2 separate regions of the Homo sapiens genome follow, and region 2 is linked to region 1. A link is an interaction called in ENCODE POLR2A ChIA-PET data of the cell type or tissue named here. Cell type or tissue: HepG2. All regions are shown on one strand. Each heading gives the region's core, and the rest is flanking DNA. Links, peaks and the distances in the headings are about the cores only. Region 1 overlaps MOSMO (modulator of smoothened). Region 2 overlaps METTL9 (methyltransferase 9, His-X-His N1(pi)-histidine).

Region 1 (2,920 bases), core at 207-2,706:
TATATGTGAATGTATGAAAAACCACTATGTTGTACATTTTATTTTTTAGGCCATTTTAAGGACTTCATAAGTTGTACACTTTAAAATGGTGAATATTACCTCAAAAGAAATCCAACAATCATTTAAATACCAACTTAAATTCAGTAGCATACGGAAACTTTACTCCAATATAGCTCCATTCTCTCCCTTGTCTTTGAACTATTATTATGCAAATTATATGTATACACTATAAGCCTAACACACTTTTATAATTATTGATTTAAAATAAAAAAGTTATAAGCAAAAATATATTTGTACTGACTTTTACATTTACCTACATAGTTACCTTTACCAGTGCTCTTTATTTCTTTATGTGGATCCAAAATATTGACTAGTATCCTTTTATTTCAGCCTGTGGACACACTTTAGTATTTCCTATAGAACATGTCTACTTGTGATGAATTGTCTCCATTTCTGTTTATCTTGAAATGTCTACATTTCTCCTTCAGTTTTGATGGATAGCTTTGCTGGATATAGAATTACTGATTGACAGTGATTTTTTTTTTTTTTCTTTCTTTTTAGAGACAGAGTCTCATTCTGTTGTCCAGGCAGAAGGCAGTGGCACGATCTTGGCTCACTGCAACCTCTGCCTACCAGGTTTCAAGCGATCCTCCTACCTCAGCCTCCTGAGTAGCTGGGATTACAGGCATGTGCCACCACGTCCAGCTAATTTTTTTGTATTTTTAGTAGAGATGTTTCTCTACTAAACAACATGCTTCACCATGTTGACCAGGCTGGTCTCAAACTCCTGACCTCAAGTGATCTGCCTGCCTTGGCCTCCCAAAGTGCTGGGATTACAGGCGTGAGCCACCATAACACATCCAGCCGAGAGTGATACAGCACTTTGAACATGTCCCGCTGTTCCCTGGCCTAATAGTTTTTGATGAGAAGTCAGCTGTTAATAGTATTGAAGATCCCTTGCATATGAGGATTCACTGTTTTCCTGCTCCCTTCAAGATTCTCTTATGTCTTTGTCTTTCAACTATGATGTTTCTGAATGTATATTACTTTGAGTCTATCCTACTTAGAATCTCTTAGATTTTTCAATGTATAGTTTTTCATCAAATTTGGGGAGTTTTTAGCCATTGTTTTTCTAGACATTCTTTCCGCTCCTTTTTCTCTCTTCTTCAGGAATTCCCGTTATGTGTATGTTGATATACCTGATAATGTCCCACATTTCTTATGTTCTCTTCACTTTTCATTATTTCTTCTTTCTGTTCCTCATATGCAATAATCTCAATTGATGTGTCTTTAAGTTTGATGATTCTTTCTACTTCTGATTTGTTTTAGCTATTTAACTTTTCAACTCCTGAATTTCTATTTTATTTCTGAAAATAATTTCTATCTCTTTATTAGATATTCTCTATGTGGTAAGCCACTGTTTTCAAACTTTCCTTTAATTCTTTGTTATTTTGGGGAACATATTTATAATTACAACAGCTGATTTAAACTCTGTCTAGTAAGTCCAATGTCTGGGCTTCATCAGGAGCAGTTTCTATTGAACGCTTTTATTTTTCCTGTGTATAGGCCACACTTTCCTGTTTCTGTGTGTGTCTTGTAATTTTTAGTTGAAAACTGGACATTTGAATAATATAATGTGACAACTATGGAAATCAAATTCCTTCCTTCCCCAGGATTTGTTGTTGTTACTGTTTACTAACCTTCCTGGAATCATTCTGTAAAGTCTGTATCCTTTGTTGCGTGTGGCCTCATCTATTAGATTAGTTTAGTAGTCAGCTAATGGTTAGAATAAGGTTTCTTTACATTCTTTGAACCAATAAGACTCTCAGCCTTTGCTGAGGGGGTCTCTCTCTGTGCTGTGGCACATCATCAATGCTGCAGCAGACAATTTACAACTCTGCCTTGGCCCTCACTTCCTGCTTGCATTGAGTCCTAAATCAGGTAGAGGTGAGAGAGTAGGGCCTTCCCAGTTGTTGCCTGGGTATGTGGACAGTCCCAAACATGTGTGTGGCCCTTCAGGTTCCCAGAAATAAGTTGGAGCTTTTCAAAGACTCCTATGGACATTCTATTCCTCAAATTTTCCTTTATGTTTGCCTGTCAGTCTTTTGTTACCCCAATACCTCAGGAACCTGTGATGCTGAACAACTGCTGACTGTTTTTAACAAATGCCTAGGAATAGAACAGAGCAAACTCTGAATCTGATCAAACAAAGATAAGCCCTAAAAATTGAAATTTTCAGTGAGCTGCCAGACCGATCAAATAGTGACAATTCTCTGGGGATGGGGCTTTAAAAAGTACCAAACCCCCTGCCCTCTCAATTGGTTGCTAAGCTGCTAGTTTTCACAGCTACTATAGCTGTGAGGCTACTGGTTTTCAAGGGTACTGGGGACAGGTAGATGGAATTAGCACAATTGAAACTGCCACAAAGTTTGCTTTTCTTACCCAAATACAGGCAATTTTCTCGAATGCTCCTTCAATTGTTGCAAGCTTTAATTTCCAGAGTTCTGAAAAGGTTGACCTAATAATTTTGCCAGTGTACTTGTTGCTTTTATAGAGGAGCAGATTTTTGGAGGTCCTTACTTTGCCATTCCAGAAATTAAACTCAACAACAGGTCACAATTTGAATTTCAGTTTTGTCACTAATTTGGGCAAGTCAGTTAATCTTTCCAAGCCTGCTTCAGCAAAAAAATAGTACAACCACCATTTAGGTCTGTGTGAGAATTAAACAAGATAATGAGATAACACCTGGAAGGCAATCAGAACTGTAAGCACTGAATAATAGTTTTCAGGAAAAGAAATTAGATATATTTTTTTTTTGTTAAAACATACACAGGACAGTACAAGACACACCAATTTAACACAGTAGTGTACTCATGAAACTTGCATTCCAACATAAAAAGGGTGCTAAGGCTATTGGTCA
Region 2 (2,920 bases), core at 227-2,726, 410 kb after region 1:
TGGAATATCCACGATGGTTATTGATCTTGCTAATGGGTTCCTCTATGGCAGCATTTCTGGGTTTATGGTTGGAGGCACTCACGGATTCCAGAATGCATGAGTCTGACACGGTCTTCATCAAACCATATTCTTGGCAAATAATAAACTCCTTTAAGGATTTCAGGGAAGAGCCAAGCTCTGGGAGAGAGGTATATAAGTGTAGAGTAAGAAGTTGAATTAAAACATTTTTAGTTGCATTTTGTCAGTAGACAAAACTGAATGTTTCAATTCTGAGAACCTGAGATTGTCCAGAAAAAAACAAAGTTCAGTGTATGGGACATGAGTGATCACAAAGTCAGAACCAGGTTATTTTGCATTTTTCACAGCAGCATTAACTGGGGGGGTGGGGGGAGGGGTCCCTGAAGTTCTGTATCTGAATGAGGCTGGGTTTTTGTTTCTGTTTTTTTTTTTTACTGACTCAGTGTTCACTGCAATTTGCAATAATCTCCCCTTCCCCCAAGTCTGAAGCCTTCCTTCCCCCCTATTCAAATTGTCTGCGTCATTCTCATAATGCTACTATTTGGGTACTCCTGAAGCCAAACCAATAAAAAATGCTAGGGGAGCTTTATATGAATTCAAACATGATGCCAAAGTCATCTCCAAAAAAGTTTATTAGCATGATTAAAAACATTTTCTTGAATAATAACAGAAAGAATTTCTAAACATGAAAGAATATCAGTGGCTATACCTTAAAACCAGTATTTGGAATTGAATGGACAGCTTTATTGCCAGTCTTCAAAAAACAATCCATTGATTGGTTCCATGAAGTCGTGACTATTGCTTTGTCTGGGAATGAGTCCCTACTGCAATTAAGTATAAAAAATATCTTCCATCATAATTGGAGTGTGACCTGCATTGGAGAGTGGCTCTGAGTAAAGAGTTGATAAAAATCCACAAAGAGTTGGGTTTTTGTCTTTTAAAAACATTCCTTTACACACTACAAAGAAATAATTAGTATTTTGGCTTTTTAAATTCCTACATGATATTTAGAATGGCGGTCCCCAAGGGTCCTCCCTTCACGTAATTGTGAACACAGACCCTCTTCCAAGGGCACATCCCGGAGGGTGCGGACTCTGAAGACTTCGACCTCCACGTGTTTATACTGGTTTGAGAACAAAGACAGCGTCATCCAGAACGTAGTAGTCATTATACATGTCGCCTTCACACAGGTATGGTAGTCTGGTGAAAGCTTCGATAACAAAACCAGCTTTTCTGAAAACTTCAGGCAGACTATTCACTTGTTCTTCCCAGTTCTGTCCTTTGATTTCCAAAATTTCTGATGGTTTCTCCCACTTGCCACCTACTAATACAAATAAGAACATTCAGTTAAATTCTTGAACAAACAAGTGATTTAAAGAGGGAAGCAGGGAGGAGCCATATCTACCAAGGACTTGGTACGTTCCAAGCCTGAGGGCTTCATGAGTTACCTCTTTTGTACTTCCCAGGTACTCTTTGAGACAGGTGGGCAGATAAAGAACAGACTCAGAAGGGGTGAAGAACTTGCCCACGCTTGCAAGGTTAATGAGTGTCAGTATGGAAATGTAAGCCCAGGTTTGTCTGGATCCAAGGCCCCACACTGTTATCTTCTCTGACAGTTTTGGGTAGTATCTGCCAATAGACTGACTGCAGGGTGTAATGGTTAATGGGTTTGGAAAACTGGTCATTAAATGCTGGAATACTGAAACAGAGAGCAACATGTAATATCTGAAGGACAGTTTTGGACAAATGCAAGAAAATACCACTGGCATAGTAAACTTATGCAACTTACTACCTAGAGAGATTTATTAGGCTGAAAATAAAAACAGGCTCATGAAGGATTTTAATTTAGAAAAGCAGATCATTGGGGAGTTTTTCTAGGGAAGTTGACTCATTCTTTGCCTTTTCAGAACAATTTCATAAACATTAAGCTCCAGGACCAGAGAGAGATGGAACAGTAGGATGGATACACCGTCCAGCATTTCTTGGACTAGAGATGAAGCCTCTATCAGTCATTTCCAAACCTATGAGCAGGAGATGCCTGGGGGACAAGGGGACTAGGGAAGGTCCTCAAATTCACATACAAACCTGGCACTGACTACAGACACACACACAGAGATGACAGTATATTTAACTTTGGGGGTACTTTTTAGGTGCTATGGTGATACAAAAACTACATACATCTGTTGAAGTGTTAAAACCAGATTGAGGCCGGGCGTGGTGGCACATGCCTGTAATCCCAGCACTTTGGGAGGCCGAGGTGGGCGGATCACGAGGTCAGGAGATCAAGACCATCCTGACTAACACAGTGAAACCCCGTCTCTACTAAAAAAAATACAAAAAAATTAGCTGGGCATGGCAACATGCACCTGTAGTCCCAGCTACTTGGGAGGCTGAGGCAGGAGAATGGTGTGAACCCGGGAGGCGGAGCTTGCAGCGAGCCAAGATCGTGCCACTGCACTCCAGCCTGGGCGACAGAGCGAGACTCTGTCTCAAAAAAAAAAAAAAAAAAAAAAACAAAACAGACTGAGAATAACTTTCTGTTAATGAGAAAATATATCATGAGCAGATGCCAAGGGCACAGACATCATATCATGGTGGGGAGATTTTTCATAATTTTCAGTGGTGCAGATGACGCTCTTCCCATGTCTGGGGAATTGCCTGCCCAGAGTCTGGGAGAGACACAAGGCCTGGGAGCCGCTTTCCTGGCCTGCCGTGCAGCTGAGGCACTGGCACGCAGCCTAAGCCAGGCACACTTGCCCATGCCCTGGAATGGAGAGCCAGTGACCCAGAGTAGTGGGGATGTGAGCTTCTCCTTCTCTGGGGGTGGAGCAATGGCAGTGAGACCAAGGGGCTGGGGCAGTGGTTGAGCGATGCTGACAACAGGGCTGATGGCACCTAGTGT

What was found. ChIA-PET counts read pairs that join two places held together with the same protein. Peaks named below come from ENCODE experiments on the same cell type or tissue, not always from the same donor. Only the 100,000 strongest peaks of a DNase experiment are listed, where the experiment ranks them.
Region 2: POLR2A ChIA-PET joins it to region 1 with 12 read pairs; 3 of 35 experiments call an interaction of 5 or more read pairs at or near these places.

What each region holds. Positions count from the first base shown.
Region 1 is chr16:22,065,519-22,068,438 of GRCh38, reverse strand. The region is part of intron 1 of MOSMO (modulator of smoothened); the gene reads right to left. All of the region lies in intron 2 of LOC124903665 (a long non-coding RNA gene), which reads left to right. Among named protein-coding and RNA genes, the nearest start is that of VWA3A, 26 kb to the left of the region's middle. In HepG2, for the core only: no CTCF peak of the experiment used is centred there; no DNase peak of the experiment used is centred there.
Region 2 is chr16:21,653,649-21,656,568 of GRCh38, reverse strand. It overlaps METTL9 (methyltransferase 9, His-X-His N1(pi)-histidine), which reads right to left. Exons shown (of 5, transcript NM_016025.5): 5 at 1-1,342. The coding sequence ends at 1,137. Among named protein-coding and RNA genes, the nearest start is that of IGSF6, 2.5 kb to the right of the region's middle. In HepG2, for the core only: no CTCF peak of the experiment used is centred there; no DNase peak of the experiment used is centred there.